Regions from separate parts of the Homo sapiens genome. Here region 1 is linked to region 2. Evidence: chromatin contacts called from ENCODE Hi-C data. All regions are on one chromosome and are shown on one strand. The core of a region is the stretch at or near the end of the contact, and the rest is flanking DNA. Distances in the headings are between cores, read along the strand shown. Region 1 has its middle 39 kb from the start of ERCC4. Region 2 has its middle 15 kb from the start of LINC02130.

What was found. A loop is a pair of places that touch in the nucleus more often than their neighbours do. Pooled maps may share reads with other maps.
Region 1: a map with no recorded cell type shows a loop between it and region 2 (10-fold over the local background). The contact joins two enhancer-like sites. A Hi-C loop is called at or near these places in 4 of 37 single-sample maps with no recorded cell type and 5 of 50 pooled maps.

What each region holds. Positions count from the first base shown.
Region 1 is chr16:13,956,150-13,961,355 of GRCh38, reverse strand. No RefSeq gene overlaps it. Among named protein-coding and RNA genes, the nearest start is that of ERCC4, 39 kb to the right of the region's middle. RefSeq lists enhancers at 3,547-3,666, 3,480-4,679 and silencers at 3,767-3,826, 3,847-3,896, 5,137-5,206. Within about 2 kb of position 3,840, at least 34 of the 41 ENCODE cell types and tissues checked have a DNase peak (open chromatin) inside an H3K27ac peak, as active enhancers do.
Region 2 is chr16:14,352,669-14,358,254 of GRCh38, reverse strand. No RefSeq gene overlaps it. Among named protein-coding and RNA genes, the nearest start is that of LINC02130, 15 kb to the left of the region's middle. RefSeq lists enhancers at 1,005-1,054, 3,371-3,470, 4,444-4,973 and a silencer at 3,591-3,650. Within about 2 kb of position 3,399, at least 5 of the 41 ENCODE cell types and tissues checked have a DNase peak (open chromatin) inside an H3K27ac peak, as active enhancers do.

The sequences.
Region 1 (5,206 bases), core at 2,591-5,090, 400 kb after region 2:
AAGCCCTTGCTTGGCAGTCTGCCATGGAGAAGTATACTCTTACAACTCCTGTAACCTATGCTCTTAGCACCCAGAACTCTGTAATACAGATCACAGTGCTGTGACGCTTTGGTCATTTCCAGGCAATGAGTGTTATTTTCAAAAAAATATATCTAAGGAGTACTTTACTGTAATTCCATCATTACAAATACAAAAGCTGGCTTTGCTTTTTGCACTCTTTAAGACTTGGAGAAAACTACAACTTGTAACTCCAAACTATGGGCTGGGCTTTTCTCTTCCGGCACACAGAAGACGCTTCATGAATGTTTGTGGAATAAACTGACATTGTTTTCCAAATAATAATTTTTAAGACCCCGAATGTCAAGAGAAAACACTTGTTGAATGAAACATTCTTCCGATAGATCATATTTACATAGCAGAAAATGACCTACAAAGTATGAATGTATATTTATGGAGGGATGTCAAAGGAATTGTTAAAATTTGGGACTGTCTTTGGAAATTAAGGACATGTGAGATCAGCCACTGTGGCAAGGACACGCCTTCAAAATAGGTACAGAATCCAGAGGGTCAAAAAATACACACACACAAACACTACACATACAGATTTAGTGACAGTGACTGAGAGGTTAGGAGATTCAGAAAAAGACTGCCTATATTAATGACCCTCTTGTTTGTTTATTTGGAGACTGAGTCTCGCTCTGTTGCCCAGGCTGGAGTTCAGTGGCGCGATCTCAGCTCACTGCAACCTCCACCTCCCGGGTTCAAGCAATTCTCGTGCCTTAGCCTCCTGAGTAGCTGGGATTACAGGCGGCTGCCACCATGCCCAGCTAATTTTTGCATTTTTAGTAGAGACGGGGTTTCACCATGTTGGCCAGGCTGGTCTCAAACTCCTGACCTCAACTGATCCGCCTGCCTCAGCCTCCCAAAGTGCTGGGATTACAGGTGTGAGCCACCGGGCCCAGCTGACCCTCCTATTAAGATGGCAAATTCTCCAAATCACTTGCGTATGTTGAATTTGTTTGCCAAAAGATGGCAGCAGGAAAATGCTGGCCTCACCGAGACTGAAGGGAAAATGAAAGAAATAATTAATTCCTTTTGGATGAAGTCAGCAGTCAAAATGAAAGACCTTTCCCGCAAGGTTAGCAGTCAGAAGTAGATATTCCAGAATATCTACAGCAAGAGGAAGGAAAAGCCTCCTTTCCCATCATTAAGGGCATTTATCTGAAATAGAGAGAGATCATGTACTTTTCAGAAGATCATAAGCAAGTCCATGCATGGATACACGTTCATATTTTCCCACTTGAAGTTATTTACATTAAAAAAAAAAATCCGGGCCACTCCACCCTCATGGCTGCCTGCTCTTCGATTAACCTGGCTTGCCGAAAGACTTTGTTCTTTCTTTTGTGCCATCTAAGCACACACGTATTCATTTCTCCCTAAATTAATTTGCTCCCTGGTGTGCTGGTTTCCAAGCTTTAAGTCATTTCACGTGTGTGTGTTTTGTGGCCACAGCCCAATGGCACAGCTCTTGCATGCTGTCATGCTGTTGGCTTGACTCAACTTGAATTTGCTGAAACCTGAAGGCAAAAACAGCCTTCTCCTGTCCTGTGGCCGCCTGGGGTGGGGTACCTTGAAGGTGCTTCTTTTTCCTTTGCTACTAGGTTGGTGTAAAAGTAACTGCGGACAGGGCACGGTGGCACATGCCTGTAATGCCAGTGCTTTGGGAGGCTGAAGTGGGTGGATCACCTGAGGTCAGGAGTTCGAGACCAGACTGACCAACATGGCAAAACCCCGTCTCTACTAGAAATACAAAATTAGTCAGGTGTGGTGGCACATGCCTGTAATCCCAGCTACTCAGGAGGCTGAGGCAGGGGAATCACTTGAACCTGGAAGGCGGAGGTTGCAGTGAGCCAATGTTACGCCATTGCACTCCGGTGTGGGCAACAAGAGGGAAACTCTATCTCAAAAAAAAAAAAAAAAAAAAAAGGAATTGAGGTTTTTGCCATTGAAAATAATGGCAATAACTGCAATTACTTTTAAAAAATGTTTTATTTATTTTTTGATTTTCATTTTTTTTGAGACGAGTCTTGCTCTGTTACCCAGGCTGGAGTGCAGTGGTGCGATCTCGGATCACTGCAACCTCCTCCTCCTGGGTTCAAATGATTTTCCTGCCTCAGCCTCCCAGGTAGCTGGGATTACAGGCACTGGCCACCATGCCCGGCTAATTTCTGTATTTTTAGTAGAGATGGGTTTCACCATGTTGGCCAGGCTGGTCTCAAACTCCTGACCTCAAGTGATCCACCCACCTCGCCTCCCGAAGTGCTGGGATTACAGACGTGAGCCACCGCTCCTGGCATAATAACCACAATTACTTTTGCACCAATCTAATACCCAACAGCTCCCCCACCCTCCTCCAAATTTGTCACAACCTGGGTTTCACCTATCCCGACTGCCTTCATTCCCTTTTACCTAGTGAAATACGGAGTTGAGTAAAAATAAATGTTACCTACTAACACACACTCTGGGAGTCTGAGATCAGCATTGGATGCTGTGACCTCATGATCCCTTCAGGCAGGTACTCTGTGTGTGTTTGCACCCAAATACAAGCAATAGATCGGTATGGATGGGGAAGGGAGGAGGTAACACTGAACTTCATGATAAATCATAATAATAATTAACCACCACGCAGGATGACCAGTGCTCTCTTCATTGTTGCGTCAAAGGCCACCAGGCTATCTACGCTGATACTGCTCAGCTCCTGGTGTTGTGGGTCACTCCCTATAAATTCCCTCCTGTTTCATTCTGGCTGCTGGATGACTCAGTTTCTTCTTCTAATATTCTGTCTGTATCTTCCCTTCTTCTAAGTGTAGGCATTTTTAGCATTCTGTTAGTCGTTTACGGTTTCTTTACCTTAACCACTTACTTATTCAACCAATGTCTTCAGTTCTCATTTCAATGCAGGTGCCTACTACATCTTTTTTTTTCCTGCTAAACTATGTTTCTTCTAAAAAATATTTGAAGTATAATTTATATACAATACACTGCACATATTGAGTGTATGCTTTTATGATTTTGACATCTATACATTGCAAAACCATCACCGCTAAAATTACAAACATTTCTATCAATTCCAAATGAGTTTCTTTGTGAGCACAGCCAATTTTTATCCTTACTCTGGAAGCTCTATTGGTTTCGAAGGGATGTGACCTGATGCAGAAGCCCAGGGCTTAACATGGGGTCACTGATAATATTCAAGAAATCAACAGAACTCTACTCAAAAATCTACCTCTTTCTCAGGGGGAAAATTCCCAACAAGACTTGGGACTTCAAGTCTGACTCATGCTGTGTCCTGGGGCGCAGACTCGGGCTCTGATAAGAGGAAGTCAATCTGTCCTCTATTTGTTTATAATGAGTCATGCTCGAAGTCAGGCATCTAGTTTTTGTCTCTCCTCTGTCATGGTTAGGCAAGAATTGGAGGAAGATACACCCCAATTCGGAGTGCAGTGATCCTTAAAGTGTCCGAGGGCTCCAGTGTAGTTCAGGACGTGGGACTTAATGGGGACCCCTACCAATGGAGGCCGGGAGCACCAAGTCTTGGAGTTGAGGTCTACCTTCCTCCCACATCTCCAGGGCAGATGTTAGTGAGTTACAGATTTATTTGCAAGAGGAAAGGGAAAAGGCAGCTGAGTTTTCAGTAAGTCCTTGAGTCCTGTCCACTCTACCCCCTACCCCCATCTATTAGTGACAGAGGGCGGCATGAGTCACAACTCTCAGCCCAAGCCCACACTGGAGCAATTAACCACATAATTGCCTCAGTGATGAACCTTCCCCCAGCTGCAAGCCGCCCCCGGGGCAGCGCTCTAGGCTGTGAGCCAACAGCCTTCAGTTGCATGAATTGTGAAGGCCTGGGTTTAAACAGCCGAAGTTGCAATTCTTTTAGCCAATGCCTTCTTGGCTCCAATTTAAAATTCTTATACATGAGTCCTGATGGGAGCATGGAGGATGTTTCAACTAGAATTAATGTCACAATCAAGTCAACATAAAGTAGATTTATCTGCTGTTTCCATGCATTGCAGCAAAGTGCTCTGTTCTGAGAACAAATTACCATAGCAACTCAGCCGCCCCAGTTACAGTAAGCTCAGTACGACCAAAATAAAAATCCTTACCAAGTTGTAGGATTGGCGAGTGAGAGTTGCTGAACATCGACTTTCAGTTTCCAGATGACATTAGCCAGCATATATTTTGGTTTTAAAAAATCGCTGAAAGGGAGGCTTTAAATAATAACAAAATTATAAAGCCAGGTTACAAACAGAGAGGGGTCCTAGGCTGTTCCACCGCGAGCTTAAACACAAGCAAACTTCAATGCCAAACAGCAGCGTTTTTTTGTTAAAACAGAAGGCTGCCGAAAAGGCTCATTACTACTTATCGTGGCGTGCCCATTCCGTTTCACATGGTGGGGAGCATGATCAGGTTGATGCTGGTCTTTAAGAAGAAGCAATTCAATACAAAAACAGGTTTTCTGTAGGTGTGAAAGGAAGAAAAGCAAAACCACGTTCGTTTTTTTCCCTCCACCCCCATCCCCCACAATACTAAATTTTGGTTCTGCCTAATTCTCTGTTCTCTCTCTAGTGCCTTCCTTCTCCCACTTTGCTCTGCTCCCTCATCCTGATCACCAACAAGCAAAATCGCCCCTCTGTTCAGCCTGCCCATCCTCGTTTTCTTCATCCTCACCACCCCCCATGGCTTCCTCAGACCCCCAGGCGGGCGTGTGCCCCTAGGTCTCCTGGACACACCACACAGGATGACCAGCGCTGTCTTCATTGTTGCCTTGAAGGCCGCCAGCGCTCATACGGCTCAACTCCTGATGTTGTGGGTCACTCCCTTGAAATTCCCTCCTGTTTTCATTCTGGCTGCTGGATGACTCAGTTTCTTCTTCTAATTTTCTGTCTCTATCTTGCCACCTCCTAAGTGTAGGCATTTTTAGCGTTCTGTTAGTCGTTTCAGGTTTCTTTACCTTAACCACTTATTTATTCAGCCAATGTTTTCAGTTCTCACTTCAGTGCAGATGCCTACTACATCTTTCTTTTTTTCCCCCTCTTTTGACACAGTCTGTCTCTGTCACTCAGGCTGGAGTGCAGTGGTGCAATCTCCGCTCACCGCAACCTCAGCCTCCCAGGCTCGAGAGATTCTCACGCCTCAACCTCCC
Region 2 (5,586 bases), core at 2,150-4,649:
TCTATTAGCTCTTCTTCCTCATCTCAGGTCTTTGGGTTTCCAGACAAGATGCCAAATATTTGTGCTGCCCCCTGAGCATTTTTTTACAAGATGGGATCTTGCTATTTTGGCCAAGTTGATCTTGAACTCCTGGCCCCAAGCAATCCTCCCACCTTGGCCTCCCAAAGTGCTGGGATTACAGGCATGAGCCACAATGCCCAGCCCCACTGATCTTCTTGTAGCCCATTCTCAACTAGTCCCAGAGCCTCAAGGCAGCCTTTTTAGCTCTTGGGAAAGCCAAAGTTATTGCTAACCTCACTGTGTAGCCCTTCTCATGTCTCTGAACCAGCAAACTTATGACCTGGGCTTATATCTGTTCACTTAGGATGTGAAAATACCAACCCACCGCCTCTCAGGTTCAGAGGGTTCCAGGGTGCAGATGGGGCTGGGTTGGGGTGCCCCCCACTACAGGACCAAGGTGCCAGGAAAGGCAGGGCCACCCATTGGGGCCAAGGGGACCCAGCCAGCACTAGAGCAATGGCTCTACCTGTGATGGACAGAGGAGGAGCCTGGGGCAAAGACTGGGAGGCAGGACTGGGTCAGCCTGGCCAGGAAATAGCAGGAGCCAGGCCCCTTACCCTGCTCCTGTCAGTGGGGTCTTTGTTCCCCCTCCCAGGCCCTCCTTCCCAACACCCATGGTCTGCTCGCTGTCCCCGAGGCCACAGGGCATGGTGCAGAGCTGACATCATTTGATGTGTCTGCAGCAGTCACCGGCTGTGCAAGATGACATTCTTAGATCACTCCAGGAGCTGGTACGTGTGTCCAGGTGAGAGGTGAACTTGGTGACTTTCATAATCAGGAAAAAATATTAAGCTGCCTGTACCCACGCGTTTCAGTTTCCTAGGGGTGTTGTAAAAAATCACCACAAACAGGGCAGCTTAAAGCACCAGAAATGGATTTTCTCAGAGCTCTGTAGACCAGAAGACAGAAATCAAGTTGTCCAGCAGGCCCACTGGGTACACTCACAGGTAGCTGGGGTGAGGATTTCAACATATCTTTTTGGGGAATATAATTGGGCTCACAACACCATAGGGCCCTGATTTTGTTTAAAAACCACATTGGTGGCTGGGTGCAGTGACTCACGCCTGTAATCTCAGCACTTTGGGAGGCCGAGGCAGGAGATCCTCTTGAGTCCAGGGGTTCGAAATCAGCCTAGGCAACATAGCCAGACCCTGTCTCTACAAAAAATTAAAAAATTAGCCAGGCTTGGTGGTGTGCACCTGTAGTCCCAGCTCCTTGGGAGGCTAAAGGAGGAGGATCACTTGAGCCCAGGAGGTGGAGGCTGCAGTGAGCCATACCCGTGCCACTGCACTCCAGCCTGGGCCACAGAGTGAGACCCTGTTTCTAAAAAACTTTTTTAATTTGAAAGACAAAAAAACACACACTTTCATATGTTCCGTTTCTTGATCCAGATGCTTATTACATGGGAGTTTTTGCCCGAAAATTCCATCAAGCTATACATTTATGATCCATGCATTTTTCTGCACATATGTTATATTTCAATCAACGTATTCTAAAGCACACACATGCTGAAAACAGCCGACCTACCATGGGGTTAACAGAGGCCTCCCCTGGGGGGTAGGTTTATGGATTTCATTTTTCTCCGTTATGTTCCAAGTTGTCTGCAATAAGCCTGCATTCACTTTGTGGAATAAAAAATACATGTATGTCATTAAAAAAGTGCTAGAGATGGCACATTCCCTCTCAGATCCTTCCCTGCTCCCAAAACTATTGTAAAAGGAGGTGAGGATTCGAATGGAAATTTGGCTGCCTCAAGATTCTTTCCAAATTAATATTTTTAGCACGATTACGCACCGCTTCAAATGTCCTGCTAATGATATGTTGTCCTGATTATCCAAACTGTCTTTCTGCGGAGTGATTTGTGTGGCTCCAGCAGGAATCTCACCTGTGTCCTCTTCCGGAGGGCGAGGTAATAATAGGACTGACCTCATGGGTGGCCAGGAGGCTTAGCTGGGATAATGCACATGAAACCCCATGCACGGGGCTCTGGCACAGGGGACCGGCTGCCTCAAGTACCCTCCTGATTAGGGAATGCCCAGAGAGCGGCCCAGGTGCCTCAGGGTCCTCGGTTCATGGCTCAGTTTATTTGGGGAAGTCTGAGACCCTCCCCTGTTCCATGTTGTCATCCCTGCGGGATGGACAGGGATGCTGGGGGCTGCCCTTCTCTGGCATGTTTTCCCGTTTTGCTCCCCCACTTTTTAAATTTAAATTTAAATTTTTATTTATTTTGTTTTTTTGAGATGGAGTCTCACTTTGTCACCCAGGCTGGAGTGCAGTGGTGTCATCTCAGCTCACTGCAACCTCTGCCTCCTGGGCTGAAGTGATTCTCTTGCCTCAGCCTCTCAAGTATCTGGGACTACAGGTGCCTGCCACCATGCCCGGCTACTTTTTGTATTTTTAGTAGAGATGGGATTTCACCATGTTGGCCAGGCTGGTCTCAAACTCCTGACCTCAAATGATCTGCCCACCTCAGCCTCCCAAAGTACTGAGATTACAGGCGTGAGCTGCTGCGCCCGGCCCCGCTTTGCCCCCTTTTAATGAATCTTGGTGCCCTTTTCCTTCTGTCTTCCTCACTTGTTAGGGTTGTGTGCTATTTCATCTTGTGCGTTTAAGACATGGGGTCATCACTGTTCTGTGATCACAGGAAAGCTCAAAGGAAGCTGACAGCGGTGAGATGGTGGCAGGACTGGAGGAGATAGAGAGGGGATGTGTGTCCTTGTGTCTCCTGGGTCTCTGCTGCCACCCAACCCCCCGCCCCCCCCCCCCACTCTTGGCTTTGGAATTTGGGCTGAGTTGTATATGAACCTGGTCTCCTTGGCCAATATCTGTCCAAATTACCAATGCAGAAATCCTCTGTCCCAGCTGGTCTGCAGCCCAGCAGTAATCCTACAGATAAACTGGGGCTTGTGAGACCTTATTTACCTCTGAGGTTATTTTTTGCAACATTGTAAAAGCGAAAGATTGAAACAACCTAAACCCCCTTCAGTAGGGCACTAGTTAAAAATAAATGGCACCATCTGTATAACCGCATATGCTATGCAGCTGTGAAAAACCAGGGAGGAAGCATTTCCAAGCTTTATTAGGTAAGAAAAGCAAGTATGCACAAAGCAAGTATACCTCTTTGTGTAAAAAGGGGAGGACGTGAGAATATATTCCTGTGAGCTTACATTGCATAAACTACAGCTACTCACTGAATGGTGAAATGTTACTTGTGGAGGTGGAAGTGAAACTTCGTGGTTAGGGGACTTGGGGTTGAGAGCAGGACACAGATTTGTTCATTGCCTTTTGGTGAGCATGTACACGCACAACTTTTCAAAATCTTAAACTTAGAAAAATGTAACATCATTAAAGCATAGCATGTTTTGAGTGTAGCGGTTTCGGTTTGAGTGTCACACTGGATCTTGTTTCAGCCTGTCAGCTGTGTGACCTTGGGTAAGTTACTTAACTGCTCCGTTTCCCCATCAACAGAATGCAGTTCCAACCTTGGGCTACTCAGATGGGTAAATGAAATAAACTACTCCCTCCTTCCCTCCTCCCCATCCTCCTCTCCTCCCCTCCCCCATCCCCTCCTCTTCCCTCTCCGCTCCGCCTCCTCCTCCCTCTCCCCTCCCCTCTTCCTCCTTCTCCCCTCCTCCTCCCTCTCCCCTCCCCTCCTCCTCCCTCTCTCCTCCTCCTCCCTCTCCCCTCCCCTCCTCCTCCCTCTCCCCTCCCCTCCTCCTCCCTCTCCCCGCCCCTCCTCCTCCCTCTCCCCTCCCCTCCTCTCCTCGTCCCTCTCTCCTCCTCCCCCTCCTCCCCTTCCCTCCTCTCCCTCCTCCGCTTCCCTCCTCCCCCTACTCCCCCTCCTCCCTTCCCCCTCCCCTCCTCCCTTCCCCCTCCCCTCCTCCCTTCCCCCTCCCCTTTCCCCTTCCCTGTCCTCCCTCCTACCCTCCCCTTCCCCTTTCCTTCCCCCTTCCCCCTCCCCCTTCCTCCTCCTCCCTCTACCTCTCCCCTCTTCCCCCTCTTTTCCTCTTTCCCTCCCCCTCTTTTCCTCTTTCCCTCCCCCTCTTTTCCTCTTTCCCTCCCCCTCTTTTCCTCCTTCCCTCCTCCCTCTGCCCCTCCCCCTCCCCCTCCTCCCATTTCTTCCCCTTCCCCCTCCCCTCTCTGCCCCCCACCTTGCTTTCATTCCCCTCCCCCTTCCTCCTTCCCTCCCCCTCCTCCCCTTTCTTTCCCTCCCCCTCCTCCCCTTTCTTTGCCTCCTCTCCCCCCTTTCCCCCTCCTCTCCCCACTTTCCCCCTCCTCTCCCCACTTTCTCCCTCCTCTTCTTCCTCCCCCTGCTTTCCTTCCTCCCCCTTCCTCCCTCTCCCTTTCTCCCTCCCCCTTCTACTACTCTCCCCTCTGTCCCTCCTGCTTTCCTCCCTGCCTTCCCTGCCATGCCTTTTCCCCTCCCACCTTCCCTCCCTCCCTCCCTCCTGCCTCCCCCACCTTCCCCTGTATATATGTTGGTTAATATCCAAAATATATAAAGAACTCCTACAACCCAATAGCAAAAAACCAAATAGCTCCAAAAATGGGCAAAGGACCTGAGCAGACTCTTCCCCAAAGAAGACAAATGAATGGTCAAGAGGCATATGAAAAGGTGCTTGACGCCACTCAGCAGGGAAATGCAAATCCAAAGAACAGTAGGCTATGGCCTCACACCTATTAGGGTGGCCATTCTCAAACAGAAGGTGGCCAGGCGCGGTTGCTCACGCCTGTAATCTCAGCACTTTGGGAGGCTGAGGCAGGTGGGTCACTAGGTCAGGAGTTCAAGACTAGCCCGGCCAACATGGTGAAACCCTGTCTCTACTAAAAATACAAAAAGTAGCCGGGCATTGTGGCGGACACCTGTAATCCCAGCTACTCAGGAGGCTGAGGCATGAGAATCGCTTGAACCCAGAAGGCGGAGGTTGCATGAGCCGAGATTGGGCCATTGCACTCCAGCCTGGGTGACAAAAGGGAAACTCCATCTCAAAAAAAATAATGAAAAATAAAAACCCAGAAGGCAACAAATGTTGGCAACGTTGGGCAGAAAAAGGAACCCTTGTGCACTGTGGTGTGAATGAATGTAAGACGGTGTAGCCACGATAGAAAACAGCATGGAGTTGTCTCGAAAAGTGAAACAGAACCACCACGTGATCCAGCAGTCCCACTTCTGGGTGTGGATCCAAAAGAATCAAATTCAGGACCTCAGAAAGAGATCTGCATATCCATTGCAGCACTACTCACAATAGCCAAGATACAGAAGCGACTCAGATGTCCAGAAGCTGATGAGTGGATAAAGAAAACATGGTAGAGTGATACAGTGGAATATTATTCACTCTTAAAAGGGAACAGGCCAGGCGTGGTGGCTCACACCTGTAATCCCAGCACTTTGGAGGCCGAAGTAGGTGAATCACCTGAGCTCTGGAGTTCTAGACCAGCCTGGCCAACATGGTGAAAACTCATCTCTACTAAAAATACAAAAAATTAGCCGGGCGTGGTGGTGGGTGCCTGTGATCCCAGCTACGT